2 separate regions of the Mus musculus genome follow, and region 1 is linked to region 2. A link is a loop called in an ENCODE intact Hi-C map of the cell type or tissue named here. Cell type or tissue: left cerebral cortex. All regions are shown on one strand. Links, peaks and the distances in the headings refer to the core of each region. The heading gives the core; the rest is flanking DNA. Region 1 holds the start of Gm35019 (a long non-coding RNA gene). Region 2 overlaps Grhl2 (grainyhead like transcription factor 2).

The links. Hi-C counts contacts between places; a loop is a spot of excess contacts. Peaks named below come from ENCODE experiments on the same cell type or tissue, not always from the same donor. Only the 100,000 strongest peaks of a DNase experiment are listed, where the experiment ranks them.
Region 1: it touches region 2 in a loop (3-fold over the local background); 27 of 42 quality-filtered maps call a loop at or near these places.

Annotation. Positions count from the first base shown.
Region 1 is chr15:37,899,495-37,915,942 of GRCm38, reverse strand. Gm35019 (a long non-coding RNA gene) reads left to right here and starts at 7,967. Exons shown (of 7, transcript XR_383951.4): 1 at 7,967-8,292; 2 at 16,027-16,310. In left cerebral cortex, for the core only: a CTCF peak has its summit at 9,706 (motif pointing right); DNase peaks (open chromatin) are centred at 9,303, 9,744 and 10,434; H3K4me3 peaks cover 916 bases; H3K27ac peaks cover 798 bases.
Region 2 is chr15:37,347,749-37,364,196 of GRCm38, reverse strand. It overlaps Grhl2 (grainyhead like transcription factor 2), which reads right to left. Exons shown (of 16, transcript NM_026496.4): 14 at 16,343-16,428; 15 at 5,763-5,827; 16 at 628-3,460. The coding sequence ends at 3,346. Among named protein-coding and RNA genes, the nearest start is that of 4930447A16Rik, 70 kb to the left of the region's middle. In left cerebral cortex, for the core only: a CTCF peak has its summit at 7,047 (motif pointing left); no DNase peak of the experiment used is centred there.

The DNA.
Region 1 (16,448 bases), core at 8,468-10,967, 550 kb before region 2:
AAACCACATGGTGGCTCACAACCATCCGTAATGAGATCCGATGCCCTCTTCTGGTGCATCTGAAGACAGCTACAGTGTACTTAGATATAATAATAAATAAATTAAAAAAAAATCAACCAAACCAGGAGCTGTTTTTTTTTTTTTTTTGAAAAAATCAACAAGATAGATAAACCCTTAGCCAGACTAACTAGAGGGCACAGGGACAGTATCCTAATTAACAAAATCACAAATAAAAAACAGAATCTGAGGAAATCCAAAACACCATCAGATCCTTCTACAAAAGGCTATACTCAACAAAACTGGAAAACCTGGATGAAATGGACAATTTTCTAGACAGATACCAGGTACCAAAGTTAAATCAGGATCAGATTAATGATCTAAACACTCCCCTATCCTCTAAAGAAACAGAAGCAGTCATTAATAGTCTCCCAACCAAAAAAAGCCCAGGACCAGATGGGTTTAGTGCAGAGTTCTATCAGACCTTCAAAGAATGCCTAATTCTAATTCTCCTCAAACTATTCCACAAAATAGAAACAGAAGGTACTCTACCCCCAATTCATTCTATGAAGCCACAATTACTCTGATACCTAAACCACATAAAGATCTAACAAAGAAAGAGAACTTCAGACCAATTTCCCTTATAAATATCGATGCAAAAATACTCAATAAAATAGTCGAAAACCAAATCCAAGAACACATCAAAATGATCATCCATCATGATCAAGTAGGCTTCATCCCCAGGGGTGGTTTAATATATGGAAATCCATCAACGTAATCCACTATATAAATAAACTCAAAGACAAAAAACACATGATCATCTCCTTAGATGCTGAGAAAGCATTTGACAAAATCCAACACCCATTCATGATAAGTCTTGGAAAGATCAGGAATTCAAGGCCCATACCTAAATATGATAAAAGCAGTCTACAGCAAACCAGTAGCCAACATCAAACTAAATGGAGAGAAACTTGAAGCAATTCTACTAAAATCAGGGAATAGACAAGGATGCCCACTTTCTTCCTACCTATTCAATATAGTATTTGAAGACCTAGCCAGAGCAATTAGACAACAAAAGGAGATCAAGGGGATACAAATTGGAAATAAAGAAGTCAAAATATCATTCTTTGCAGATGATATGATAGTATATATAAGTGACCCTAAAAATTCCACCAGAGAACTCCTAAATCTGATAAACAGCTTTAGTGCAGTAGCTGGATATAAAGTTAACTCAAACAAACCAGTGGCCTTTCTCTACATAAAGGATAAACAGGCTGAGAAAGAAATTAGGAAAACAACACCCTTCACAATAGTCACAAATAATATAAAATACCTTGGTGTGACTCTAACTAAGGGAGTGAAAGATCTGTATGATAAGAACTTAAAGTCTCTGAAGAAAGAAATCAAAGAAGATCTCAGAAGATGGAAAGATCTGCCATGCTCATAGATTGGCAGGATTAATACAGTAAAAATGGCTATCTTGCCAAAAGCAATCTACAGATTCAATGCAATCCCCATCAAAATTCCAACTCAATTCTCAGCGAGTTAGAAAGGGCAATTTGCAAATTCATCTGGAATAACAAAAAACCTAGGATATCAAAAACTATTCTTAACAATAAAAGTTCCACTGGTGGAATCACAAAGCCTGCCATCAAGCTGTACTACAGAGCAATTGTGATTAAAAAAAAACAAAAAAACAAAAAAAAAAAACAACAAACTGCATGGTACTGGTACAGTGACAGACAGATAGATCAATGGAATAGAATTGAAGGCCGAGAAATGAACCCACACACCTATGGTCACTTGATCTTTGAGAAAGGAGCTAAAACCATCTAGTGGAAAAAAAGACAGCATTTTCAACAAATGGTGCTGGCACAACTGGCGGTTATCATGTAGAAGAATGCGAATTGATCCATTCCTATCTCCTTGTAGTAAGGTCAAATCTAAGTGGATTAAGGAACTCCACATAAAACCAGAGACACTGAAACTTATAGAGGAGAAAGTGGGGGAAAAGCCTCGAAGATATGGGTACAGGGGAAAAATACCTGAATAGAACAGCAATGGCTTATGCTGTAAGATCAAGAATTAAAAAATGGGACCTCATAAAATTGCAAAGCTTATGTAAGGCAAAAGACACTGTCAATAAGACAAGAAGGCCACCAACAGATTGAGAAAGGATCTTTACCAATCCTAAATCTGATAGGGGACTAATGTCCAATATATACAAAGATCTCAAGAAGCTGGACTCCAGAAAATCAAATAACCCCATTAAAAATGGGGTACAGAACTAAAAAAGAATTCTCAACTGAGGAATATGGAATGGCTCAGAATCACGTGAAAAAATGTTCAACATCCTTAATTAATTAAGGAAATGCAAATCAAAACAATCCTGATATTCCACCTCACACCAGTCAGAATGGCTAAGATCAAAAATTCAGGTGACAGCAGATGATGGTGAGGATGTGGAGAAAGACGGACATTCCTCCATTGCTGGTGGGATTGCAAGCTGGTACAACCACTCTGGAAATCAGTCTGGAGGTTCCTCAGAAAATTGGACATAGTACTACCAGAAGATCCAGCAATACCTCTCCTGGGCATATACCTAGAAGATGTTCCAACTTGTAATAAAGACACATGCTCCACTATGTTCATAGCAGCCTTATTTATAATAGCCAGAAGCTGGAAGGAACCCAGATGCCCATCAACAGGGGAAAGGATAGAGAAAATGTTGTACATTTACACAATGGAGTACTACTCAGCTATTAAAAACAATGAATTTATGAAATTCTTAGGCAAATGGATGCATCTGGAGGATATCATCCTGAGTGAGGTAACATAATCATAAAAGAACACACATGATATGTACTCACTGAGAAGTGGATATTAGTCTAGAAACTTAGAATACCCAAGATAACAATTTGCAAAACACTTGAAACTCAAGATGAAGAAAGACCAAAGTGTGGATACTTTGCTCCTTCTTAGAATGGGAAACAAAATACCCATGGAAGGAGTTACAGAGACAAAGTTCGGAGCTGAGACAGAAGGAAGGACCATCCAGAGACCACCCCACCAGGGGATCCATCCCATAAACAACCACCAAACCCAGACACTATTGCATATGCCAGCAAGATTTTGCTGACAGGACCCTGATATAGCTATTGCTTGTGAGGCTATGCCAGTGCCTGGCAAATACTGAAGTGGATGCTCACAGTCATCTATAAGATGGAACACAGGGCTCCCAATGAAGGAGCTAGAGAAAGTACCCAAGGAGCTAAAGGGGTCTGCAACCCTATAGGTGGAACAACAATATGAACTAACCAGTACCCCGAGAGCTTGTGTCTCTAACTGCATATGTAGCAAAGGATGGCCTAGTCAGCCATCCATGGCATAAGAGGCCCTTGGACTTATATGCCCCAGTACAGGGGAATGCCAAGGCCAGGAAGTGGGAGTGGGTGGGTTGGGGAAAAGGGCGGGCGGGGGGAGGGTATCAGGGACTTTCGGGATAGCATTTGAAATGTAAATAAAGAAAATATCTTAAAAAAAAAAAAAAAAAAAGAACTGTGTAACAAGTACTAGTGATACTGAGGGAGCCTGGAGGCCAGCTGTGCTTGTGTGTGAACAGCCACCATAGGCAGCCTTTTGTTCCTTCTGCCTTCTGGAATCTGGGGAAATGAGTTTTCTTCAGATGTAACAAATTCACATTACAAACTTCTGTATATGGTTTGGTCTTGGAGTCATAATGATCAGAGAGTCATGTGCACATACCTGGGCCTAATGGCCACTTAGTTCTGGAGTCTTCTGTTTCTACTCTACATGTGTCCTCCCTGTCTGAGCACTCTCTGGCTCCTGGTCCACTGGGGCTGCCCTTCACCCTCTGGCTCTCTAACTGAACCTGAAAGAAGATGATTGCTTTTATCTGCGGATAACAAAGAGGAGAGAATCCAAAAAGCCAAACTCTATTGCGTCCCGCTCGACCGGCAAGAAAGACGCAACAAACCAGAATCTTCCGCGGCAAAAGCTTTAGTGCTTGTTTCTCAGGAAGATTCCGAACCGGGAAAATGGCGCTGCTTTTATAACCCGCAGCGTGACGTTTCAGCACCTGATATGGCGTGACAGCTCCCGATTCGTTGCTTGCCCATCACCCCACTATTACACCCCGAGAATGGGAGTGACTAGGAGTGAATTCACTCTCGCACCTGCGTACAAGGCTTGTTTACTAGTTAGGCACAGCGGAGGCCCGCGCCATCTTATAATGGTGATTGCTCGCGGCACACACGGCTCTCCTCAGAGATTACTGGCGGCACACATGCGATTGCTTGCAGCACATACCGGCTCTCCACAAAACTCTGTTCTCAGCCTTCTTTCGCTATCAACATGAGAAATGGCTACTTTTGGCAGGACACAGATCAAGTTAAATTTTGCAGAATATGGATTAAGTGTTTTGATTAGCAATTAAACTGACTGTAGGGTTTTTTGTTTGGTTGTTTTTTTTTTTTTTTAGTATCAGTTTTTAATATCAAGATATTTATACACTCAGAAGTATTTTAGTTGGGCCCTTCAGGAAACTCAAATTAGAATAAATCAAGGAGTTAATTAATTGCTCTTAATTAAAGGACAATTTAGAGTTGTAGGCAGGATTCCACAGGAAGATTCCAGTGCCTGGGGCTATGGCAGTGCAGAGCAGAGATTGCTACTCTTGCCAGCTAAAGAAGTTGATTGAAGGAGTGTTTGTATCAGACAGTGGTAATGAGAGAAGAGGGTGGCCTTACCTAGGGCTTGAGGAGGCAGTAGCTGAGAAGCCTGAGAATAGATAACTTCATTGTTTGCTCCTTTCTTCCTGTCTCCTTCTAGGGATGTCCATTTGGGAGGAAGTCTATGCTGCTATCACTGCAAAGGGATACACTGAGCATTTCCTCTGTTGAATCGGTTTGTCTATAAAACTGATAATAAGGTGGTATCCTTAGTGAATTGGGGTACAGACAGAAAGGGGGAAGGTGTGAGGGGCACACACTTGGGGAGGAGGGAGGACAAACGGGCCTGCTTTGTCTTCATCTATTAGTATTTGGCTGCTGGGCACAAATACAGGAACACAGGATTGGGGTTCTTTGTATTATGAGCGTTAATCATGTTCCCCCAAAAGCTATACAAGAGAGCCTGCACGTAGCTTCTGGGAACTTGCCCTGATTTGGTTCTGATTGGTAAATAAAGATGTCAACAAATAATAGCTGGGCAGGGCAGACAGGGGTGGGACTTTAGGATCCCAGGATTTGGGACTGGGAAGAAAGAGGAGGTAGGAAGGGAGAAATGCCATGCTGGGAGAGTGTGGAGGAGAGAGATGTCATGCCTGAGAAGAGTGCAGGACAGAGAGGCGTGGCCACCATGTGCAGGAGCTGGGAGAGCATGGAGCAGAGCTCCACCCCGTTGGGCCACCCTCTGGGTCCAGAGCAGCCAAGATAGAGTGTAGAGCTTAGTAAGTAGTAAGTCAAAATTATTAGTAGTGGAGATTAGGCAGTGGTCCAACTATTGTGCTGCCTAAGGCATATTAAAATATAAAGGCTGTGTGTGTGCTTGTGTGTGTGTGTGCCTTTCTTTCAGGAACATGCACTATTGAAGTGGGTAGTGAACCTGCTGCCAGGATTTATTGTTATTTAATGCAACACAGGATTGTTTCATTATAACAGGGTTAAGGATTTGTTTGGCTCTTTCTATGCAGTACAATGCAGAGGATGAGCAGATTCAGGGTCTTGATAGGATGCTGCTTTTTGTAACACGCTAGATATGCAAACTCAGTTTGATGCATAGAGGAAAGAGAAGAATGCAGTTGGATGTACACCAGTGAGAGGACTAGATCTGAGGACTGAGGCAATGCACAGTTGACTAAGCTCTCTGAGAGGGGCAGACTGACCACAGTAGGATCCTACCATTACTAATTTAGGGCGTGGAACAGATCCGGAGTATAACAAGCCTGAGGCATGATGAGAGAAGTCCAAGAACGTCAAGATCAAGAGGGTCCAGGGTTTGTACTTTAGTTGGATTCTGAAAGCCAAGGGGCTCTTCAGTGGAAGAAAGTTACTGAAGGAGGACCAGGTAAAGAGAGAGCAACTGAGGTCTTCATCTCAGAAGAGCAAGGTTGCTATAAAAGAATAGGATGCTCATGGTTAGGAGGTGACGATAAAGATGGAGGAGAGCCTCCGTCCTACCTCCTGTCATAGGCTCCTTGTGAAGAGTCTTTGGGGAGGAAGGCTGCATGAGGTGAACTTTGCAGAGCAATGCCTTGCTTTGGATAGAAGAGAAGAGGAGAAAGAAATAGACGAGGAGATATTCACTAGTTTAGGACTAGACAGCTAAAGCTGAATCGAGAATGGGGCATGGAGAAATACTGTGGGGACGATGGTGAGGTGACTTGTTAAAATGGCAGCCCTGAGGTGGCAGTGAAGAGCTAGTACACTGTGACAGAGAAGCAGCTGTTCTATCCCCAAGGCCTCTCATGAGACTTGGTCTCACCAAAGCACGTGTGGTGCACCTGCTGTTTCTGTGTTCTGATGGATGGGCTCTCACAACCACACCCTATGTTTCTGTTCACTTCCCCAAATTGTGAGTTTGAACATCATAGGAACAAATAGTAATTGAAGGAGTCTCCAGCTGCTTGTACTCAAGTTGTCTGAGTACTGGTGGAGGCATTAGCCAGGCTCTCAATGGTCCCTCATCAAGAATGATAGTTCTGTGAATAAGCATGTATGCTTCATGTATCTTGAATTTTATTTTTCACTAAAATCAACATTTATGAAAACTTAGGCATTCCTGGGGTGATTTCTGCACTCATGTTATTGAAATCACTTCGTTGGCTCACTGATCAGTGTGACAATATTATTGTTAAGAGATCTGAGACACAGAGAAGTCAAGTTCCTTATCCAGGGCCATAATGCTAGCACATATTTGCAACAAGATTCCAGCCAAGTTGGCATGGCAAAATCTCTTCATCTAATTACTGAGGGTATCCATATTTCTGTCCTACTGCTAGTGGTACTCCAAAAGATCCTTTGACCTGTGCCATTTGACCTGTGCACACTCACAGCACCCCACTGGTAGGTGTCACCTTAGAGCCTCAGCTGTGTCTCCAGGGGCTGCTCCACAGCTGTGCACACTCACAGCACTCCACTGGTGGGTGTTACCTTAGAGTCTAGCCCGTCTCTCCTGGGGCTGCTCCACAGTTTGCCGAGCATCAAGCATCGGTCATAGAGTGGGTTTGTCTGCTGGGATGGGGCTGCAGCAGGTGTAGTGTATGTGGATGCCTCACCTGTGAGGGTAACTGATACTTGTTTGCTAATCATATCTGGGGGATGAATCTTCTTGGAAAAGATTTAAGTAAAAAGTCATTTCATTTCAAAGTATTAGGTACAAGTAAAACATGGTATGGCATGTCCAGAGTCTCAGCAGGAGAGTTAATGACTGGCCTGGGCTATGTAGTCACACAAACAAAACAAAACAAAACAAAACAAAACAAAACAAAACAAAAAAAAAAAACACTAACCCAAACCAAAAGCCAGGTGGAATGCTGTGTGCCTATATCCCCGGCACTCAGGAGGCTGGGGTAGGAGAACTGTGAATTCAAGATCAGACTGGGCTACGGAATAAGACCATTGTTTTAAAAATGTAAACCAAGCCAAACAAACAAAAAGCAACCAACCAAGGATGACTACCACAACCATCAACAACCAAAGGGAAGGACAGAGGAAGGAGGAAGGGAGGAAGAAGAGAGGGAGGGAAGGATGAGAGAGGGAGAGAGGGATGAGAAAGGGAGGGAGGGAGGAGAGAGGGAGGGAGGGAAGAAAGAGATAGGGAGGGAGGGATGAGAGAGGGAGGGAGGAAGGGAGGAAGGGAAGAGATAGGGAAGGAGGGAGGAGGGACAGCCTCATTCTTACCATCTGTTGGCTTATCTTTCTTGTTGTGTTGGTTTCTTTTCCACTGCTGTGATATCCCTGACAAGGGCACCATAAGGGAGAAAGGGTTTGTTCTGGCTCAAAGTCCAGGTTACAGCCATCATGGCAGGGGACTCAGAGCAGCAAGAGCTTGAAGCAGCTTGTTAGTTACAACTGCAGTCAGAAGAAAGCAATTCACACATGCATGCTAACCTCAATGCTCTCTCCACACTTACACAATCCAGGATCCCCTGCCTAGGCAATGGTGTCACCCATGGAGGCAGATCCTTCCACCTCAGTCAAGATATATCTTATCTTGATTATATATGTAATCAAGATAAGCCATCGAAGGCATGACCAGAGGCCCACCTCCCAGGTGAGTCTAGATTCTATCAAGTTGATAACACTAACCAACCATCATACCTGGTTGAATCCTAAAATCTCAGAAGGCTCACAGTGTTCTTTGCATAGTTATCTGAGATACAGATAGAATTAGCCTTCCCATCTCTGAAAGAACAGACTCATAAAATCTCTATTCCAAGCATATTTTATGTGCATACTAAAATTCATCATCTCATCTTTGAGGACTCAGAATAGCCAGTGGGTCACAGTAGAATAAGATTTTTTGGATTTTATGTGGCCCCTGCCTTCTTTAATGGTGACTCTCTGTGCTTATTACTCCTTACACCTATAATTATTTTGCCACATGTTGCAGTGATTTGGGGACTGGTCCAGTTTAGGGTCAGGACCTATGGTCTTTATACTTGTATTGTCCTGAGTGGTTGAATGCTTGTCTAGCACCAAAAGAACTACAGCAGCAGCAACAAACACCCTTGTGTTGTCCTGGGTGACAAGTTGCTGACACTCAGTAACAGTTATCTGGTGAACAGCAAGGCACAGAATGAGTTGCATGGTGAAGCGTGCTGTCAGAATAACAGACAGTCAGAATAACAGACAGTCATCATTATTACTCACCTGATATCCACAAGCATCATTTAATTTGCTAACAACTCTAGCAGGAAATCCCCCCCCCCCCCTCCTCCTCCTCCTCCTCCTCCTCCTCCCCCTCCTCTTCACAAACACCTGGTCACTCGCTGGAGACAAAAATCAGGATCTAATTTCCTAGGAGGGTCGACACACAATAAGTGAAGGGCACAAAATACTGTCTTCTTTTTCAAGTTAGTTTCAGGAGCTATTGCACCTTAAAGTGATAAGGCCCGAATTCTGGGCAGATTGACATCAAAGACCACAAAATTTCCTTAGAGAGCCCCAGGCAAGATGGCGCTACACTGCTGAGTAGCCACCTCCAAGGGTTGCCCGCCTGGAAGGGGCTGGTGAGAGATGAGTGTGCAGAGACTTGCCAGGCTTCAGGGGAGAAGCCAGGGGAAGCTTGCAGAGGTGAGAACACCCTTGCTAGTTGCTGGCCAGCAGAGCTGTTGCACTCAGTGGGAATTTACTGTTATGTGGCTAATGGAGAATTTACTGAGTCAATTCTATCTAGTTCTCCTAAAGGGAGGATTAGTTTCACCATCTTTCCAGCTATGAGTTACGCTCAGAGCTGCCAGCCCCATGTACCAGCAAGGGGAGGGAGGAAAGCTAGGTACCAGAGGTTGCTGCGTTCTCTTGCCTTCCCTAGGGCCTGGAGGCGAAAAGAGGGAGGGAGAAAAGCGGGGGAAAAAGGGGAGATATGGTTACCTGTTTTTCCAACCTGCTTCCTGGGACTTCCTGGGGCTCACGTGGGAAGACCTGCTACCAGCACCTATGGGATTGTGTTGCTTAGAGCTGTGTTCCTGGCTTCCACACGGTGGCGCTCTTGAGCCACCGGTGTCTCAGCTTGGAGGGTGGCTCCTTCGCTGCAGGGACTCAGGAAGCCGCTCTCACAAGACACCTGGACACAAAGATCTGTGGGCTTAGCCTCTCTCCTCCAGAACAGAATTCCAGAAGAAGCCCCTGGGGTATTACATCCCTGACCAGCTGGAAGCTCAGAGACCAAAGTCAAGTAGACAGTGGCAGAGGGGGAAAGCCTGATTTTTGGTTCAGACTGAAAGAGAACGAGTCTATTTTCATAAGCGGTTACAGGACAACTGTCAAGAAGCCAAGAAACCCGGCGAGGTGTCAGGAGGCCTGGCGCAGTCACAGAGTCACTGGGACAGTCAGCTGGGCGGAAGGGGAGCAGATGAGGAATGAAGACGGCCCCTAGCCGGCTGTACTTCTGGAGAATCCCACCGAGAGGGGGCTGTTCTAACTGCTGTCAGCGGGGTGGGCTGTTGAGTCCCTTTGGCTCTGTAAACTCGAGGGTCATTCATCCCAATGTGAAGTCAAGCCAATGGGTGGTGGGTACTGATTTGTAGTTTGGGTGTGGGAGGCAGCTTTCTCGGGAGCTGAGGGGTATTATTAAATACGGCTTGATCTTTTGAGACATAACTCTGTTTTGACTCAGGTCATTCATTCACTTTCCACTCACAGAAAATACCACAAAATGTGGGGTGCTCCCGCATTGTGAGGGAGGAAGGAAGAGCAGGGCTGCAGAGCCAAGCTCTGGCTCCGGCTCTGGCTCTGCACCTACTGGCTGTGTGACTTTGGCACATTACTTGTCTTATTTCTGCCTTGAGTTAAAGACCTGTCACTGGGCAGAATAACAGTATGGGTTTCTTGTGTGGTACAAGTACTTAAAGGTACTTAAAATAGTACTCAGGGCACAGTGCTAGGTAAACAAAGCTATTTCTCAAAATTATTGAAATTCCAACTCCATGCTAGAACATCCCTGTTAGTCTAGAAAACACTGTCAATAGGTTAGCTAGGGCTAAGTCGATCTGTGGGCACATGACATGTCGCCTTTCTGTTTTTCTTTTCTTTCTGTCTGTCTCTCTGTTTTTTCCTCTCTGTCTCTGTTTGTGTGTATACATGCACATTCATGTGTGAATGTGGGCACCTCACCCCACAGGGTACCTGTGGAGGGCTGAGGACCCCAGCTGTTGGTCCTTGTTTTCTACTTTCTTGAGTCTCACACCTATGTACCCCAGGCTAGCTGGCCTTCTGTCTCTCACCTCCCACTGAAGCACTGGGAATACAGATGCTGGTGCACAGTGCTCGAGGCTTTTGTGTGGATTCTGGGAATTTGAACTTAGGTCCTTACACCTCACAGCAAACGTTTTTAGTCACTGAGCCATTTCCCCTACCCCAGCATTCTCTCTCTCTCTCCTCCCCCTCCCTACCTCCTTTCCCTCTCCCTCTCTTTCTCCCTCCTTTCCTCCTTCCCTCTTTCTTTCCTTTCTTTCTCTTTCTCTTTTTGGAAATTGGGTCTCATAGCCTAGGCTGGTCTTGAACTTGTGGCAATCTTCTTACCTCAGCATCCCACTTCTTGATATTACAGGTGTACACTACCTTCCTGGTAACAATTTCTTCATGCATTTATTTATTTATTTATTTATTTATTCTTCATGCATTTTTTTCCATTTTTGCAGACTGGCTATGCACATTTTTAGCATGTATTTCTAACACAGCAATGGAGTGGAAATGTAAGGGTTCTTTGGAAAGTCAGTTGTGCTGGATGGTCCTTTGCTGGGGCAAACATGTGAAGGAGTGTTTCCTGAAATGAAAGGATGTTTTGCTAAAGCAGACATGTAAAGGAACATTTAGCTGAAGCAGACACAGGAGAAAGGCTGGTCTGCTAAAGCAAGCATGTGAAAGAACGCGTGTATTGTTCTGCCTTACATTGCATAGTTTGTTGTCACCCCATAGAGAGAAATGCACCAAAAAACTTCTGGTGGTGTGCTGGTGGCTTCTGTTGCTCTCACGGACTGGGCCAATTGGCAGAGTGACGTCAGCTGAGATAGAATCATGTGGAGTTTTGCTAAGACAGACCCACATGATGAGACAAAACCTGTAGAGGACATGTAATGTTTGGAGGGAGTATAAATAGACTCAACAGACTGTGAGCGAGGCTTGCTTGTACAGCTAGCTGTGCACTGCTTCTTGGTCTTACGTCTTCGCTGATTCCTTGAGAGAGGCACCACCGAGAGTTTCTCCTGGCATCCCTGGTGTTCCTACTCTCTCCTGCTGACTTGTGCTGTCGGCAGAGGCCTGGCTGTTCCTGCTAGGTCGTGCTGTCCTGATACTACTGAACTGTCCTGCTGGTATATCCATGAAGTGTTTGCGAGTGGATGGAGCTGCTGTTATTGATCTGTGAACTGAACTGTTGATTTCCTGACAAGCAGATGAGATTTGCTCCAAAGAAGTATTTCTAAACAGGTCCACTTCTCTCATAGCCTACTAACCTTTCTTTTCCACTACCTCTGGTGGGTGGTAGGCAAGAAAGGAGGTTAAAACATTGAAAAAAACATTGTCAAAAGTAGGGTTGAAAAAAATTTTAAATTGCACAGAATTTTTGCCACCTGGGGAGTATTTCCTTATGTTTTCTTAAGCAATATTCTGCCTATGGCATTCAGAGCAAGTGAAGCTTGTCTCACATTAATTATCTGTGCAGGCTTAATGTCTTCTGTTGCTGTAATCATGACCGGTTCCTTTTAAGGCTAATGCATAAGTCATAAACCCCAATAATGCGTAATTCCCACTACTCTCAGCAAGGGGCTTCAGTAGCATGTGTATTGCTGCTCCAAGGAGAGGCCTTAGCACCAGGAGATCTCACCCCACACATATTAGGATTTTGGTGCAGCCTGTCATTGGGAAAAGTAGCTGCGGTGGTTTGCCTGCAGTATGTATCTGGAGGGAGGGAGGAGACAAGCCTGACAGGTTTGCCCGGTGATGGATGGAATGGATATCCTGAATGTATCATGGAGGCCATTGTGCAAACCCTCCCAGACAAAGAAGAGGGTGAAGGTAGCACTCAAGAGTGTTTCTCATAACCCTTTGCCCACATGGGGGCACAAAGCACAGAGGGTAACACATTGAGGGAGGGGCATTCTTCTCTCCAGACCAATTTAGTACCTGGCAGAGCAAGATGAAGGAGTAAGACTGTGTGGGTTGTTTCAATTGCTTGTAACACAAACATCTGTAATGGATCTCTCTCTCTCTCTCTCTCTCTCTCTCTCTCTCTCTCTCTCTCTCTGCCATTGTATGCACATGCATATGACATTTTTTCCAATTTTTTATTAGGTATTTTCTTCATTTACATTTCAAATGCTATCCCGAAAGTCCCCCATACCCTCCCCTTGCCCCCCGCTCCCCTACCCACCCACTCCCACTTCTTGGCCCTGGTGTTCCCCTGTACTGGGGCATATAAAGTTTGCAAGACCAAGGGGCCTCTCTTCCCAATGATGGCCGACTAGGCCATCTTCTGCTACATTTTATACATAGCCATGGGTTTTCCTTATCTATCTATCTATCTATCTATCTATCTATCTATCTACATGTATATGTTTTATACAAAACCATGTTTTTCCTCTCTCTTTTTCCCTCCCCCCTCACTCTCTGTGCATATGTATAAGAAATTTTATACACAGCCATAGTCTCTCTTTCTCTCTGTTCCCCCCCTCCCTCAGGACCCCTTGACTGGCTAGAAAGTCCTGCCTCCCGTTTCCTCCTGCCCAGATATTGGCTGATCAGGTCTTTATTAACTAATCTAACCAATCAGAGGTGATAGAAAATGAATTTTGGGCAATATTGAGACAGGAGATGCTTAACAAAGCCAAAGTCTAGACTCTACCCAGATCTTTGGGCACAGTAATCAGCATCTGAATACACAAAGCACACAACCATTTCCCAACACTTCCTTGCAACCTCCCACCTCTGTGCTTCTGTTCTGAGACATAAGGACCAAGATAACCTAAGCCATTCTTACTCAGGGCATCTATCATTTATAATAAATGCACCTCAATTAAAACAACCTCCTATTTCAAAAGCAATACAGACTGAGGTCATTATCTCGCCCCTCCAGCCATGCATCTCTAAATCCTTAGCATGTGTAGTGGTTTGAGTAGCTATGGCCCCATAGACTCATGTGTTTGAAGGCTTGGGCTATAGGGAGTGGCACTATTAGGAGGTGTGGCTTTGTTGGAGTGGGTGTGGCCTTGTTGGAGGAAGTGTGCCACCATGGAGGCAGGCTTTGAGGTCTCCTATGCTCAAGCTATATCCAGTGATACAGTCTCCTTCAGCTGCCCATTGATCTGGATGTAGAACTCTTAAACCTCCTTCCCAAGGACCGTGTCTGCTTGCATGCTGCCATGCTTCCTACCATCAGAATAACTGACTAAACCTCTGAAACGGTAAGCCAGCCCTAAGTAATGCTTTTCTTTATAAGACTTGCTTTGGTCATAATAGCAACAAAATCCTAAGACTAAGGGGGTAACAGGCTTAAGGGCCATTTCCTGTCTCTCACTGGACCTACATCCCTGCTCTGATCTAGGCCAGTTGGAGCACACAGAAGGTTAAGAAATCACCCCTCCCTAACAGAGTGTTCATGAAAGCAAGGGGGAAAGTCTATGGCAGGAACGGCAGGCAGTCCTCTCTCCTTACCAGAGAGGTCTCTAATTTGTACAGCTGTGTGCAGTTGTCTCAACATGTAACCACCTGTATCAGTTTTTGCCATTGTAGGAACATGTTGAAACAGGAAAAAAGGAGATAAGTTGAAACCACTCTAAAACATAGCTGTTTGCTTCATAAAGTTCTTGGGAGAGTCCATAACTCAAGGACTAGAAAAGGCCGTGGTACTGGCCAGGTCTTTACATAATGATTGGGGACCAACTTTCAAATGTCATTGGGTGACAAATGTGAACTCATATTTTGATTGCTATTCAATTTGTGCTAATACATAAAGAGAAAGAAGCAGGTCTGAAAAGCTGGCTGGAATGAGTTGATGGACTCACCTGATTGGTCAAAACAGTTATTTGTGCTGGAAGAGAGTAACGGGGTGGGGGAAAGGGAGGGAAGGGGAAAGAAGCATTATGTAGTATTTCTTTAGTTGTGAATAGTTGTAGTTTCTATTAGTCTCAGAGAGAAGAATTCAACTTTAAAACTCTGGTTCTGAGCAGCCAGGGGAGAAAGCAATTAGAGGGAAACAGGAAATTATAACAAACTGTTCAGTGGCGGGAGACAGAGTGAACAATGCAGTCCTTAAAGGGTTTTTTCCTGTCAGGATAAACAGCTCTTTCTTGTGTTTGGTTATACTTTAACCATGATACAAAGGGAGACAGAGAACTGGTAATCTGATACCAAAATTAATTTCTGGAGTGATAAGGATGGAATTTAGGTTGTGGAAGGAACCACATTTAAAATTCTCCAGTGTGTATTTTAAGGTAAGGTGAGAGAGTGGTTTAGGGAAGAGGTCGTTGGATATGGATTCTGAAAGTCATGCACACAGACTCTGATGCAGTAGGAAGTGAGAATGTGTGTACAGAGAACAGCTTGTGTATTTTATGGACGAATCACCTGTCAATTAAGAAAACCTACGGCCTATAGAAAAGGGTAGACTAGAAGGTGGGACAACTGGTAGGCAGAGAGGATTCTGGGAAAGAGCCAGGTGTGGGAAGAGTTGCTGGGGAAGATGTGAGGAGGACAGATGAATGATACCTGAGCAGAGGTGACCAGCCACATGGCAGAATATAGGCTAATATAAGTGGGTTATCAGAGAAGAGCCTAGCTATATGGCCTAGATATCTGTAAATATATTTTGAGTCTGAGTGGTTATTATGGGAGCTTGGAACCAGGAGGAAAAACAAACACTTTAATAGATGACACCCAATGTGGGGCATGTTATCCAGGTTTAGAGCCTGAGAAGCCATTGGGAAGGATGGTTTAGCATACTGCTCTGTGATGGTGGGCAGGCTGCTCCGTTTGGTGTGGTTGGCCACAGAAGCCAGTGAACAGTGGAGGCAAAAAAACATGAAGAGGCTGAGTATGGAAATACAGGCCTCTTATCCCTCCAAGGTGCACCATGGCCATCTTCTAGGGAGAGCAGAGGCCTGTATGAGGCAGTAGAGTGAGGAACCAGAGCCTCAAGGCACAGCCCCACAGGAAACACTTCTCATGTTGCATGCTGCTCTGGGGAGCCAGTGCTCTGCTGGGTGGAAGGTATGACTCATGCTGAGGCTTATGGGAAATTCAGCACCCCAGTCCAGGCCCACTGAGCCCCCATCCTGATGCTTGATGACAGGTGGCAGCCCAGCCAAATGTGGCAGGGCAAGTGGGCACCAAGAATACCCATGGGTGCCCTTGGGTGAAGGCCTGAACCCTCACAGAAGCACAGCAGGTGGGAGTGGCCTGTCTAGAACTGGCAGGAGGCAAAGCCAATGGGACAACCTTCTGAACTGAGCTGAGAGGGTGGAGCTGGCCACTACAGATACATGCTAGTCCGAGGAGCCTGGAAATGTGCAGAAGGACAGAGGAGCACTTACCCTGAGCTGCAATAGGATTGAAAAGCCACAGACATCTGAGCAGGTAAGGTATTGAGTTTAGAAAACTATAAAAGAGAAGGGAAACTGAATTAAAAAAGAAAGAAAGAAAGAAAGAAAAACTATTTGGTTTAAAGATAAGAGGGTGAAGTCCTTAAGAAAAATTTTAGAGAATAAAAAAAAA
Region 2 (16,448 bases), core at 5,716-8,215:
AAATGCCCCACCCAAGGCCTGATCTTCCTTACCCTAGATGTGAGCAGAGAGCGGGGATCCCACTGGGCTTGAAGTCAGCCAGGGCAGGCTTTTCTGATTCGAGATTCTAGTGCTGTGCCTGGAGGCGGGGAGGGGTGCTGTAAAGCAAGCTAGCTGTTGGAATAGATGCTCTTAGGAGACCATTGAAGACCACAGCTAGGGCAGTGTAGGTGGTTTCCACGGGAGCACCAGGACAGCCTTGTACTCTGAGGTATGAGTTTGAGGGTCAAAGTGTGGAGATGGAATTGAGGGGTGAGCCATGTGGCTTTAGATCTCTGCAGAGGTGGGTACAGATCTAATGAAGCAGAGTCAAACAGTCCACAGAACTCACCTGAGGGACCAATCAAGAGCAACTGTGCTGGAGCCTGCCAGAGCCACACTGGAGGAGGCTTCTTGCTGACCTGTGGCCCTCTTTCCATATAGGTCTGGTGTAAGATCAGGGTGGGGGGGAGGGGCTGCTGGAAGAGCAAGTCTGTATTCCATTGTAAGCAGGGCCTGAAGGGTCAAGACCCAGACCCCATCTACAGAGACTCTTCCTCGAAGGCAAAGAACACCGACTGTCATCACACAGAAAGTACTAGAGAGCTGTTTGACTCATGTTGTGAATATTTATTTTTTCTTCTTAAAAATGTACAAAAAATAAAATAACATATTTATAGTTTATAGATTCCCCCTCTCCCATTTACAAAACTATTAAGTTACATTTACTCTTTTTTTTTTAATGTGGGAACAGATTGTACACACGAGTCTCCCCTGCTTGTCCTTCAGAAAGGGCCATTCTTAGAATTTGGCACAAACCCTTATTTCCTGTTGCATTTTTATGACTATTAAAATATGAGGGGAAAAATGTTTTAATTCATTTCAAACTTCCCAGGTTTCTACATTGGGATGTGCCTTAGTCTTTTAGGAACCAACCTCAAGATGACAGCTCACTCAGTATTTTTCTATTGGGTTCAATTTCTAAACACTGAGGAAGTTTTGACAATTGGGGACATAGAATGAAATGTTTGCTTCATGTGTCCCTCATCTTTTATAGATTACCAAAAAAAAAAAAAAAATTCTTTGTTTGGGTGAGATTAGTTCAGGGCAAGGCAAGCATTTTCTATGTGTCTGGAGTGTTTTTGTTTAGGAAACGAGGCACAGCAGAGCTCAGACAGCACAGCGACATGGAAGTCCACCAGCAGACATCCTGGACCTGACACTGTCCTGATGCTTTGTGGCTTCCTATCCCTTGTTCTGGCAATGGCTATCTCATGGATTGTAGGGACTCAGGACAAAGGGAACGCTGGCTCTGGTTTGTCTTCTGCCCTAGAGCAGACCAGCAATTTTCCAGAGCTGGTAGCCTGTCAGGTTGCTACAGATCTGTCTCCCTACTCTGGAATCCTGAGCCCACCTCTAAGGTCTGCCAATCACGTTTGCAGCTAGCCCCAAGTGCTATAGCACAGGGAGCGCATAGAGCATATCTTTCCAGCAGAGTTTGTCCATCTTAGACCAGAGGCCCACTCGTACCCTGGAGTGTCCCTAGACTGCTAGTTTCAAGGAGCGGCATTTGGAGTGCGGGGCTGGAATAGAGCATAGCTCAGGATGCAAACCTTTGGCAACACAAAGAGGGATAAGGAGTCCAGTGGGCTCTCAGAAAGGTGCCCCTGCTAGCCTTTGGGATCCTCTTGGCTACGGCACCTACTCTCCAACCCACTCAATTTCTCTGCAGCTTTGAAGAGCAAGAGCTTGGCTGGAGTCAGCCTCAGCTATTCTGGGCCTCGGGACAGGTAGAGCAAGAAGACAGGGGCCGGAGAGCAGAGCCTCCAGGTAAAACATCAAAGTGCTTCGCAGACAAACTTAGACCTTTCCATAGAAGCTGTTCCATTATCCAGGCTTTCGGATGGGATGTGCCTGGCTATCCAAACTAGTGCTCGGCCCACAGGGGCACATACCAATCCTTAAAACAGAACTATTGACCTGTTCTCTCAAAGAGAACAGAGGCCCATGGGGCATGCTTGCGTGACTGTTCAGGTAAGCCATTTTCTCTTGACAGCCTTAGCTCTCCAGCACACCTCCCAGAGTTGGTTTCAGAAGTGCAAGGGCTTCCACGCTTCCCACAGCCAGGGTGGACATCCTCACTTCTTCCCATCAGAAGCAAGGCCGCTGGCTCAGTTCACAAAGCTGCAGGTGGGTTTTTAAAGGGGCCACTTGAGATGAAGGACGTGCTTGTAAACTATGAGGCACTACAGTGTCCAGGATCCCCACGTCGGCCAAGCAGCTCTGCAGCAGGTCTCAGTGACAGGGCCCCGAGGCAAACCTCTGCAGAGACTTTGCACAAGGCTCAAGAGATGCCCCACACCAAAGCTAGAGAAGGCACCAACAGTACGGCCCTTCCCAGACAGCTCAAAGGGCGTGCTGAGACAATATATCACCAAAAAACCCACAATGGCCTCCAGGGAGAGTCATGCTTGAGGAAAGAGGGCTCTGGGGAAACAAGTCCTCAGGCATGGCCCAATGGAGAGTCCATCCTGGCATTCACCACCATCATATGACATCCCAAAGACCACTCTCCTAACCACCTCTGGATAGAGTAGAACATTCTGATTCTCCAGGTATGTCTCCTCCAGGCCAATGGCAGTAAACATGCCCACCAACCATAGGTAAAATATATTATTGCAATATTTTGTATAAGTTATGTACATGGTCATCAGGCATACTCGGGTTCCTTATTACTGACATGGTAGCACGATATCTTCCTGTACAAGGCCCAGTGGCTATTTGCTGAGAGTCTCCTGGAGGTATTTAGCAAAATGACCTTCCTCAGAGCAATCCGAAGGTTTGGGGCCAGCAAACTGGTGTCCTTCTTACCCCATCCATGAAGACTGTACCAAGAAGCAGCTCATCTGGCCCAACCACTCAAGAAATGTGGAGAGGTAAGGAAAAAAAAAACACACCAGTTCCCCAGGTTCGAGATGAGTGGACTTGCTATCTCCCTTGAAGGGGGAACTCTGGAAGTCTCACATGGAGCTATCAGTAACTTGCAGAGTCCTGGAGGGCTCTTGGAGGGAAATGGGCAATAAATAAGGGCCTACCAGGCTCAAAGAAATTTGCTGAGGGGCTCAGGCTTCAGCTCCATAGGGAGCAAGTGGAAGAGTTGAAGGAAGTCCATTACTGGGCCTTGGGCCCTGCCCCCTTCCCAGCAGTCTTGTAACAGTCTTGAGAGGTGAGTGAGATGGGTGGGTCTCCAGGTCCTGGGGCGGCAGAGATCCCATCTCTCCCAGGAAGGAGTATACCAAAAGCTCCTATCGAGGGGACACCCAGGGCTCAGATCTCCATCAGCGTGATCTTGAAGCCTTCCACCATGCTCTCCATGTTGAGGATGAAGGTGTCCTCATTTGAATAGTGCTCAATGATGTTGTCATCCATGTTGACCAGGATGCTGCCGTAGTTGGGATGAGATGGGGTGGGGTAAGAAACAAAGTCAGTGAACAGAGAGCTCCGTGCAAGGCCAGCCTTCAGGAGGTGTGTCCCTTAACCTTCTAGCTTCTTCCCCCTCAAAACAGGTTAAAGAAAGCAGAGCTCAGTTTCCCTGAACTACCCTCAGGGGTTCCTGTTACACAGGCTGCTAAATCATTTGGCCCAACCCTACGGTTTTACAGATTAGTCAATGGAGGCTCAAAGAAGTTAGCAGCGAACCAAACACACTTAGATCTCTATGAACTTCAGCTGCCCTTGGCTGAACACATGTGTACAGTAAAAGATAGTACACAAAAAATTGCTTAGCAATTTTAAAGGTAAGTTTTTATTATTAGCACTTTTCAAATAAGAAACAACTCAGCAAAGGGCTCCCCGGTTCACCCAGGCAGTGAACAGCTGAGCTGGGTCTGAAGCTGGCTTTGCCTGAGCTACCCATCTCTCCTAGGCTGCCTACTCCACACCCCTAAGCTACTCTACCTCTCCTCGGCTGCCTACTCCACACCCCTAAGCTACTCCACCTCTCCTCAGCTGCCTACTCCACACCCCTAAGCTACTCCACCTCTCCTCAGCTGCCTACTCCATTGCAGTTTGGTTTCAAGAAAACCAACTTCCAGAGTCTGTAATATTTTGTATTTAATTTTATTTTTGTTTTATATATGAGTGTTCTGCCTGAACATATGTATGTGTATCATATGTGTGTATGCTGCTGTCAGAGTTCTGAAGAGGACACTTAATCATCTGGGACCATATGAGTACTGAGGCTTGAACCAGGGTCCTGTGGAAGAGCAACACATGCCTGAGTCTGTCTCGTTCTCTTTAGTTGGAGATTTTCGTTTGGGAACAACTCACTGAACCACTTTATAGTGGTATCAGCAGGTGAAATGTCATAGCTTCAGTTTATTCTTTTACAGAAATAAGAACCACCCATGCTTAGTGGGTTGTTGTTGGGATAAAAGCCTTGTATATATAGGACTTTAGACTCAAGGCTGAAAGTCAGTGTTGCCGGGCAGTAGTGGCACGCCTTTAATCCCAACACTTGAGAGGCAGAGGCAGGCGGATTTCTGAGTTCGAGGCCAGCCTGGTCTACAGAGTGAGTTCCAGGACAGACAGGGCTACACAGAGAAACCCTGTCTCAAAAAACAAAAAACAAAAACAAACAAACAAACAAAAGGAAGTCAGTGTTATCAGCAGGGTGTTTATCCACACTGAGGCTCTCTAGCCTGTGAGATTTGAGGCTTCATTCAAAATAGAGTCCCCAGCAGACTGCATTGACTTTGGAAAAGCTGCAGCCCACCTTCATTGCATTTCCAACAAGAGCTCAAGTTTGATGCTCGGTCAGCCAAAGGATCGAGATTCAGAAAGCCTGAGAACCCCAGGTCATAGTTTATGGAAAAGGTCCAGAGAAGAGTTTAAAGGCATCCACTCTGGCAGAGAAAGCCTTAGAAAGACCTTGAGTGGGCTGGAGAGATGGCTCAGCGGTTAAGAGCACGGACTGCTTTTCCAGAGGACCTGAGTTCAATTCCCAGCAACCACATGGTGGCTGTCAACCATCTGTAATGGGATCCAACACCCTCTTCTGGTGTGTCTGAAGAGAGTGACAGTGTACTCACATTCATAAAAAAAAAAAAATACATTTGAGGGGGAGGGGCAGATGTGAGCGAATCTGTAGGTCTCAAGGCCACAGGCCACCCACACTCCTTCTATACCCCTCCCTTGAATTTGTGTTGTTTACTGAATGTGACACCTGGGGCAGGATGTTCAAGCAAGCCCTGGCCTCATTTTCTAATCAGTAAACTGATATATTAATGAGAGAAAAGAGATGAAGCTCTGAGCAGGGAACCCAGAGCCACCTGGCCACCCAACCAGGAAGGGCTGATTGCTCTTAACAATGTGGGCAAGCAGGTCTGAGAACCATTTGAGATTTCATTAATGATTACCTTGGAATAATTTTCTTTGACCCCAATTAAATTTTGTCCCTACTATGTCACCCAGAAACCAATGTAAAAAGTTCCATGTGGTTCTTTGACCTTCTTTTCCCCAGTGTCCCCACCAAGTCCAGACCACTTCAGCCCACTTATAACACTCGCTGTCACCAAATGGGAGCACCTCAGGTAACATCCTGGAGAGGCACTATGGGTCACCCTGCCTCAATCACTAAAGGTCATTAACTAGCCTCATGGGCCAAGGACATCACAAAAACTAAAGCCATTTTAAAATTGCACCTTGCAGACATGGCGGTTAGCCGAGCCTGGCTTCTTTCTTACCCCTTTTTGCTCTTCTTATAAAGCTTTGTGATTTTCTCCACTGGCAGCCCATACTTCTCAGACAGCTGAAAATAAATAACAGGGAACTGGGTCAGCAGAGAACGGGGCACACAGAGGAGAAGCACATTCCACTCAGTACAACAGTCTCCTAATGAGACACACTGGAACAGTTCATTTAAGACAAAAGCCTGGGTTTCCGTGAACTACCTCCCAAGATCATTCAAACCAAGCCACTGGCTTTGTAGATCAACAAAATGAGATTCCAAGAAGTGAATGGGACCCTAAGTCATAGTTGGCAACCAAGGGTCGCTGCAACCTAACTAACTCTGCCCCCTGACTCTTTGTATCAAGTCATACCCCTTTGCCCTTAGCAGGAAGAGAAAAGAAAGGAGAGTTGCAGCTCCAGCCATGGGCACACAGTCTGAGCAGGTATCACAGAGTCTATACATCCTTATTTTGATTCTCCCTTTGGACAGATCTGAAATCACTCAGCAAAACAATCTTGATAAAAGTAGCATTTCTGATAGTATTTTTAAAAAGCCTCCAATCACCATGGGGGATTAAATGGGTAGCCATACATGAGAACAGATTTCAAGAGAGCTAGGTGTAGTGGCACATGCTTGTGATCCCAGCACTTAGGCAGGGAGACTGCGAGCCTGAGATCGGGGAGCCGGATGTAGCAGTACACAGCTATATTCCCAGAGCTCAGAGACAGGGGCCAGAGGCCTGGGAGCTACGTGAGCTACACAGTGCCCTCCAGACCAGCCTCGATAGGTAGTGAGAAAAGTTCAAGCAAATGAAAGATTTCAATATGAAAGAAGGGACCAGGAAAGTGCGGGAACAAAATAAACGTGAGTTAATTCTTTGTGTAACTATCATCCTAAAGTTCGGCTTTTCCAGGGAGACACTGAAGCCTGTAAACCAAGGCTAACAGCAGCAATAACAATGTGTCATTTTAAAGTATCAGTTGCTCAAACCACAAAGGAAAATAACATGCTGGGAAACATTTTAAAACGCAAACAACAGATGAGAGCAAACTGCTTTGTTAAACTCGATGGGGAACAGGGCAGGAGAGAAAACACAATAACAGGGCATTTCCGAGAAGAGAACTATAATTGGAAAATATAACGTGAAAACTGTACTGCACTTTTATTTAAATTTTTCAAATGAAAACAACAGGAGTGTGGTACTTTTAACTTAACTATCAAAAGTGCAAATAAGGAGCAAGAGGTGGCTCAGCAGATTAAAGCATTTTCTGTGTTTGGCTCACAGCTCCAAGGGCTCTGGTGCCCTCTTCTGGCCTCCCTAAGTACCTGCACACACATAGCAGACACACTGACATATTAAAAAGAAATCTAAAACAAGACAAAGCGGAAGTCATGATCTAACGTTGGTGAGGGCATTCAGGTTCTGTAGATGGGACAGTGACCCTCAGCCTCCTGGAAAGTAAGTCTGGCAGGAGAATAGTTTTTACAAGCATACACACACTGACCCACAGACTCCACGTCTAGCAATCTGACATACAGAAACACCCTCATACCCAGAGACCTTCAGAGCATAACTGTTCATAAAAGAGAAAATGCCACAATAAACATCCATTAAATTTCTTGATATTTTCTTGACAGAACTCATTTAAAAATATGGGATGCTAATATCAGCTTATACTTTGAAAATCTTTAGTATATTAGATGGGAGGAAATAAGTGAATATTTGTATATATAGTATAATCATGTCTGCATTTTTTAACCTTTACATAGGCTCAAATGTACAGAAATATTTAAATGGCATACCAACTTACTGCTGGTAGCTACCATTGATAACTGGCCAGATTCACGCTTCTTGTACTTTGTATAATTCCGCAGGGCTTATTTTTACGACTGCATCATTTTTGTAAGTACAACATGGCAAGAGCTGAGAGATGGATTCTGGAAAGATCTACCCCAAATCTGTGCCATGCCCTCTCTACATTACTGCTAGAGCTCCCGGGCATCTGAAGCAGGTGAGGTCTGGGACCAGTCAGAAAGTGCAACAGAGGCTAGAAAGGGACTGAAGAACCCTATTAGGGAGCTGAGATCCTGAGGAACGTCTGTTCCACAGGACCCTACCCTCCCATCCCTACCACAGGGCAGAAAGAACTCTATGTACAGCCAGAAGCAATACATCTGGATTGAGGACAGAGAAGAAGGGTGTTAGAGGGCCTGAGGAGGGTTCCACACAGTCACAATAAGCCCCAATGAGCAAAAGAGTTTGTTTGTCCAGTGAGATGGGCCTTCCCACCAAGCCTGGAAACCTGAGGCCAAGTCCCAGAAACTACAAGGTGGAAGGCAGGAACTTTGACTCTTGCAAGATATTCGATGACCCCCACATGCACCATGTAAATAAATGAAAGGCTCTAGTAGGAGCCTGGAGGCAGCAAAGAAAATGGACAGAACTTGTGCTGGAAGTTCCCATTGGGAAAGAAAGTAAACAAATGAACAGGAGGATAAAAGAGAAATGTAGCATCCTGACGTCAACAGAAGCAAAATCCAAGAACAAGGGATAGCAGTCAAGAAACTGTTCCCAACAGCAGCACCAGGAAACCATCCCAGATACCAGGCCTCGAAAGATACACGAATGATGGAAGACTTACCTGACTCAGAATCAAGAAGTCGAATAGATAATCAGAATAACATGATTGATCTAGTTTATATAACAAAACGCATGCACACATACATATTGCATCTCCCAAAGAGACTGTCATGCAGACGTGTAACAAGGACAACTGCACCATAATTCAATAAAACAAGAAACAGAAACTTGAGAGGTTCATCAGAGATGTTCAGCCTCTCAGAAACACTTCCTTATGTGACTTCTACTCTCCTCCCATTGAGGCGTCTATCTCACCCAAATTCCCCTGCACCTTCTTGAGTACCCCAAAACCTCAGATTAGGAAGCTGTAGTTGTGGCCAGCTGTGCTGAGGGAATAGCTCAAGAAATAATGTGCAGCAGGCTGCTCTCTAGTCTCTGAGAACTGGATCTGAACTCATGACTGGGCCGATCAATGCTAACCTGCCTCTTGCCTAAATGCTTACTTATTATTGATCCTTCTTTTCCCCCTATTCTTTGTGAGTCTTACATTGTCCATTCTTCTTAGATATTAACATATGGACATCCGTCTATATAGAAGTAAGTTGGCTGAGAGCTTAGGGTGGCTCCAGCATTTTGGGAAGAGCTTGGGAAAAGAGGCACCAATCTTGTCCAACCTCAGTTCCCTTATCTGTAAAATGGTGCAATTTCCATCCCACGTACACAGGTTATGATGATAATTAAATGAAAAACAAAATGTGTGTGAGAAGCCTGCAGCACTCAGCATGGGATGTATTCTGCAGATGGCAAATAGAGCCGACAGACATTTGCACCTGAGGATCTGAGGACACCGCTGACACAAGAGACAAACGCCTCTGCACTCCACATTCTTCTGGAGAAGATGTAAGAACACCTAACAAGTACTAGCTATGTCCGGTGATCTGCTTTCCTGTGGCAGTGGTAAAACATGCTGACCAAAAGCAACTTGGGAAGACGGTTTATTTCAGCTTAGGCTTCAAATAGCGTTCTATAGCCAAAAGTCAACAAACTCAAGCAGGAAGTAAGGCAGGAGCCCTAAGGGCGGCAGCAATACGCTTACGGGTTTCTGACTGGCTCTTGCTCCTGTCAATCATCAGTCAGGACCATCCTTCAGACACGGCCACGGGCTGACCTGACTGAGGCAAGTCTTCACCTGAAGCTCTCTCTTCCTAGGTGACTTAGATCATGGCAAACAGACAATTAAAAGCTGACCAAGACACCAAGGTGAAGTGAAATACAGCAAGAGGAGGCACAGAGCTGAAGAGGCATTGTTCCTGGGAATGGTCTGGGAAGCCACTCTGATAAGCTGTGGTGAGCGGACCTAGAATCGTGGCCCATGGAGACACGGTGGAAGAGCGTTTCTTAGCCGAGGGGACAGACAGGCAGAGGCCTTGAGGTGTGAGTGTCTTCGCTGGTCTCCAGAACAAGCTTTGAGGTTCAGAGGTCAAAGTTCACTCTACAAGGTTACTGAGTTGTGGTGGTTTGAATAGGAATGTGTAGTGAAAATTTTAGAAATTTGGTTTCTTTAAAAAGCATAGAAATGTAAGAATGTTTTCGTTTTAATCCCAGCTCCATAAAAGTCAATCTGAACCACCAATACAAACAGACAACACCTTGCTGCTACCATAAAACTTAATTATGTCATAATGTATCCTCAGTATCATGTGACTCAAACAGGCAGATGAAAACATGTGTTTCCACCATGTGTTTAGTCACAGGCTAAATAATAATTCAATTCTTCTTTTTTTGTGTGGTAGGAGATCACGTCTAATTCTCATAAATCTAGGGTTTCCAGCATGCTGAAGACGGCACAGCCATGGTTTAACTCCAGTGAGGCTGGGCCCGTTCGCCCAAGGCTCCTTCCTCGCTCACCTTGCCTCTGTGCGTGCGTGTGGTAAGAGCAGAGCAAACTCTGAGACAGTCACAGGAAACATTACACACCAAGAACTGCAGGGTGGGGAGGTGGCCCAGTGGCTGGAGTACTTGCCACATGTATGAGGACCCGAGACTGGGTTTCCACACTGTGCATGCCTGTAGCCTCAGTGCCCCCTGGATCTGCTAACACAGCGTGTACCGTAGCAACCAGAGATGGACCCTGGTGAGGCTCAGTCTGGTGAGAAGGGACCTCAGGTTGTTCTCGGACCTCCACAGATGCCATGGCCCATGTTCACACACAGTTGTTTTTTTGGTTTGACGTAAGCATACCCTGTTTCAGCTACCAGAGCTAACCCACCGTCATCACATGGCCTGGCTCACAGGCTTTAGGAAATCTGTGTGGGCTACAGAAACAGTCACCACCCCTAAATGGTTCATGAATCTACCTTCTGACTCAAATGTCAGTTCACACCTGAAGGAGGGGTGGGAACACAGTTCTCTTCTTTCTAAATGACAAATCCACATCCCATCACGTTAATAATTTTCTTTAAAGAGAAAGAAATTTTAAAAAGACCACTAAAAAAACAAAACAAACAAACAAACAAAAAAACAAAGATGGTTTCCAAAGAGGATGGAGACAGGAAGTGGGGGATGCTAAGGGAGAATCTGCTAAAATGTGCTTTGTTCAAAAAACATTTTAATGACATCTAACACCTTGTCTGCTAATGCCAAAAACCACCCTAAAATAAGTAAAAGGCTTTTTTCAAGGCCCTTTACCTTCCAGTGCACATATATCTAAGTTACCCATGGCTGAAGATGGGGAATCGGACAGGGAAGCAGGAGCAGGCTCCCTGTGCAGGCCAGCCCAGGCTTCAGCTAAAGCAGGAGCAGGCTCCCTGTGCAGGCCAGCCCAGGCTTCACCACAGAGTGACCCCATCAGCTCAGTGCCTCTGATGACTCCATATTAGAGGTGATGCTGAGGTCCTCCTTTCAAACAGCTCATCTGGAAATGTGGACTCTGACTAGCAGGCAGGTGGCCTTGTCTCAGCAGTAACTGCAGGGTGCACAGGGACCTTACAGGGGTCACACTTTTATGTTGGAGTTGTGAGTCTGTTGGCTCTAGAGGACTTCCTTCCTCAACAGAGACAGTGGTTGGTCCTCCCAAACTACCAGGGACCAATGGGGGAGAGTCCAGGCCAATTCCACACCCACAGAGGTATACTCAGGAAATGGCTTAAGGGGGTCAGGCATTCCTTAGCTTCAAAACACACTGCAGGAGTCTAGGTCCCCCCCATAACAGATAAGAGGACTTGCTCCCACTCCATGGAAATAGCTTAGTGAAGAACCAGGGACAAACTACATGCACCAGGTCGTGGTTCTCAAACATCAGTGTTCAAGCAAAGAACTTGCTGTTTTTGTGATTGCTCATCCACTCCCAGGAAATCTGAGGGGAGGCCACAGGGGGTGGGGCCAGAAGCAAAGGCTGTGACTGGGGCTGAGTTGGCATCTTTTAAACCAGGTGTGTGGGGCCCACCTCAATGAGCCCACCTACAGAAGTAAGCCCTACTATGTTCCTAGTAGGGGGTGGGGCTGTTTGTGCCCACGGAAAAATCATTTTCCTCTAACAACAGTGGCAAAGATGGCTCCAAATGGACAATGTCTCTCACGTAAAGAAGCTCCTTCAGGGGTTTTCTAGCCTCACTTGATCGATTTTTATTTTCCCCGAAAGACTTTGAGTTGTCACCAAAAAAATTAATAAACTTTAAATGACAGCATTATTCTGAATTGAGTCAAAACAAAATATGAAGGCCAAGGGTCACTGCCATATTGTGTTGAGGGCTAGTTTTCTGTGGGACACTGGACAAACTGACACATGAAGTCCATCTCTCAGGTGCAGGTGTCTTCCTCTGACTCAGGAACATTCCCTGTCCCCTCCCCCATCATGCTCCCCCTCCCCCATCTTGGCAGACACATCACAAGGGTAGGTTACTGTCTACTTATACAATGGATTTATGATCCAAAAGAACTTTCCATCCTCTTAGACAATCTTAGGACCCAGAATCTGAACAGCACTGTGTGTTTTCTGATGCTGGTTCATACTCAAAAGCCTGGTTTGCTAAAAACAAAACAAAACAAACAAACCAAGCAGCCAGTGCCATCATTATGGCTCACTGGGGCCAGAGAGGTACCTGCTGGCATCGTCTCAGTTCTCACCACGGCCCTGAGAGCCAGATTATCATATTGTTTCCATTTTAGGAATGAAAAGCAGGCTAAGAAACATTGCCTAGCTGCTAAGGAATACTGCCAGATTTTGAACAGAAGTTTTCTGAGGCCAAAGACTATAATACTGACCACTAAACGGTAGTATTTACACATTTACACATGTGGACTTATTTTGCACAAACACACATCACCCATAGTTATGTCACTTTATATATATGTATATATGTATGCATATATATATGTATGTATGTATTAATAAATAAATTATACACACACACATATACACTCACAGTCTGCCTTCTGTAAATACAGGTTCAGAACCCACAGGTCTAACTGACCAAAGATAAAAAGTATTTTATAAAAGTTATGTGTTCTACTACATATGTACAGAATGTTTTTGGTCATTATTTGCTAATCAATGCTATTTACAATTATTAGGTAGTATAAACTAGGGATAGTTTAAAGCATTTGGAAGGAAGTATAGAGAAATATGCCATTTTATATAAAAGTTTGGTACTATAGAGTGTTGTGGAACAAATTCTAGATATGGAGAGATGAATGTATAATTTATATGTTCAATATATATAAATACAGCTATGAATACATATGAATGTTATATATGTATATTACATATACATGCACGTATATATTATAACATCAAACATGTACTGGTAAGTGTCAGTGTAATAAAAAGTCCTAGTCCTCAGAGGATCCACTACATTAGCAAGATCTAATGTTCTTCAAAAGACATAACATGCTGAAGTTCTGTGGTCTTCCATGGTGCCCCTATAGTTCCTAAAGGTCCAGTTTATAGCTTATTGTCAGCCCATATATCCCAAGGGCCCCGAAGGAGCTCGTCTTGACCACCTTTCTCAAGACAACACTGGAGAAGCAAGCACGCAGATTGTGTTGGGACTTTAAGGAAGCGGAGATGGAGACAGAATTGCCTGAAGAATCTGACCAGAGCCATGGAGTGAACCTGACTTCACCTTGCGGCTCAAAGGGACCTTGGACCTTGGACCTTGTCTCGCCTGCAATCACCATCTACCAAAACAATGCAGGTGTGAGGAGATCCCCTTGAAGTGAATCAAGGGAAGTGTAGGCCACCGTTGCTGAGCTGCCATTGGAAAGAGTGAGGTGACCTTTGGTTCCATAGTGATACTATGTGAGCACGTCTGCAGAGCATTTTTGTAACTGACCAGATGTTATAGAAGGAAACAAGAAGACACCAACGACCAAAAACAGAATGATCCCAGCATAACACAGCAATTCGGACCTGGTTTAGAACTGTATTACCCACCCTGCAAAATGTCCTGAGGAACTAGATATAAATGGATTCCTGCAAGGCCTGGTGGTACATGCCTACAATCCCATAATATCCGAGCTCGGGAAGTTGAAGCAAGAATCAAGATCAGCTTAGATTCTCAGCAAAATCTACATCTCCAGCAGGAAGGACTCAGCACGAACTTGAAATAACCTTCAGACGTGCCATAAACACCACTTTCATCTGCTCTTAAAAGCCAGACTGGGGTATGGAAATGGCCAGTGCTGTTCAAAGAAATCTTAATTTTGTTTTGTGTTTTTGTTTTTCGAGACAGGGTTTCTCTGTGTAGCCCTGGCTGTCCTGGAACTCACTTTGTAGACCAGGCTGGCCTCAAACTCAGAAATCCACCTGCCTCTGCCTCCCAGAGTGCTGGGATTAAAGGCATGCGCCACCACACCCCGACAAATCTTAATATTTTACAGACTTTTGTAGGCCATTTGTTCATCCTTTAGCAACTGCAAGGTCATTAAAAAAAAAGAAATCTAGGTTCAGTCAGGTGGTAATCAAGCACGCCTTTAATCTCAGCAGTTGGGAGGCAGAGGCAAGTGGATCTCTATTGTAAGTTCCAGGTCAGCCTGGTTTACAGAACCAGTTCCTGCATAGCCAAGTCTACACAGAGAAAGTCTGTCTCAAAAAACCTAAATAAATACATACATACATACATACACACATACATACATACATACATACATACATAAATCTCTTGGCTCGTCCCTTCTAGACCCCTTTGCAATATCTGCTCCTTATCAGTATAAAATCAGAATCCGGTGGTGATGGTGGTGGTGATGGTGGTGGTGATGGTGGTGGTGATGGTGATGGTGGTGGTGATGGTGGTGGTGGTGGTGGCGAGGCGGCGTAAGCCTTTAGTCCTGGTGCTCATGATGCAGAGGCAGGTGGGGCTCTGAATTATATAGGCCATCATTGTTTACACAATGAATTCCAAGCTGGCTGGGGCTACATAGTGAAACTTGGTCTCCAAACAAAAAACAAACAATAAGAAAAATCCTGTTTCATTAGGAGGGCTATATTCCATACGCTTCCTTGCATTTACTTCTGGATTTGTTTCCTGGCTTGTGTGGAACAGAAATCAATGCTCCTCCACAGGTCATGACAGACATGAAGCTACCAAGCCCTCCCTCTGCTGCTCTGCTCAGGGTGACCTGGGGACATGAAACCTGCAGCAGCCACACTCTCATATTTATCAGTAAGAGCTGGAGATAAGCAATCATAATACATTCAGTGTTTCACAACTGCTTTCTCGAGTTCTAAAGCACCCCCATCAGTCCCACAGGACACGCAGGTTCTACCTCCTGCTCCCCAGCCCATGGCAACCACTGGCCTGCTTTCTCTCTCCATATACTCCCAAAGAACTGGAGACAGATACCCAAACACAAACTAGCCCCTTGATGTTCACGGTAGCGCAGTCACAACAGCCCCTCCCCCCTCAAAAAGGAAAAAGCCAGTAGTCTGTGAGCTGAATAAATGAAAAAAAAAATGTGTGTCCATACTATGAACAATTACTCTGCTGACTGTAAGAAAGAATGAAGTCGAAAGTGATTGGCAGGTGACCGCATGGTGTGGCTCTACATATAGGAACTCTCTCACAAGCTGCAGTGTTTGGCCATGAGCCCAAATGTTTCCTCATCAGAACCTGTCTCAGACCAGCTGTCTACCAGGAGTGGCAAGAGACACTGCTGGAGTCTCTATCACTATAAAACCCTTATGTCCAGGCTGGAGAGATGGCTCAGCAGTTAAGAGCACTGACTGCTCTTCCAGAGGTCCTGAGATCAAATCCCAGCGACCACATGGTGGCTCACAACCATCTCTAATGAGATCTGATGCCCTCTTCCAATGTGTCTGAAGAGAGTGACATTGTACTCACATACATAAAATAAATCTTATCCTTCCACTTCTGGGAGGGAAGAAACGGGGCCAGAGCAAGGAAGGAAGGGAGGAAGGAAAAAAGAAAAAGAAAACCCGTATGTTCTGCTACACAGCCATACATACCCAAGGCAAGTGTGAGAACGTGGCTCATACCCATGGCATGGTTGAAGCTGGGGGTCAAGAGTGTGTGAATAAAACAGTTTCCCCACGGCTGTGCTACCAGCCCTGCTCTAGGTCAGCGATGAGAAGAGGAGAATCAATTCCGGCCACCATAGTTCTACAACACATCTTCCCCCTTAACCCACGTGTCCTCTTCACATTGGAATATGTTACCATAGTGTATTGGTTTTGTAGTTTTTTGGTTTGTGTATATTTGGAAGCCATGTGCACCTAATCTGGCTTTGTGCAAACAGATAAATAAAAACCTCACTTTACCCCTCCTCTGCAGCAGCTGACTCGGATGATTACTCTGAAACCAACCAAGAGTGTATCTGAGCATGCGCATCAAGACCCTGTCCGGAGGTAGAGATTTCCAAAGACCTCAACTCTTCATTTTCTTTCAAAAGCTCATGCTGGAGCCACCCTGGTGGCTGCACTGCACTAAATAAATTCTGGCCGGGTGAACGGGGCAGGGCTCATGGCGTCTACGGGGGCTGGGCTTGTGGCTTACCGCTTCCATCAGACCCTTCACCGTGGGTGATTTCAGCATCAGAGCATCGAAGACGTCATCGTTCTCCTTCCTCACATATAAAAGCACTGCAAGAGAACGGAAAGAC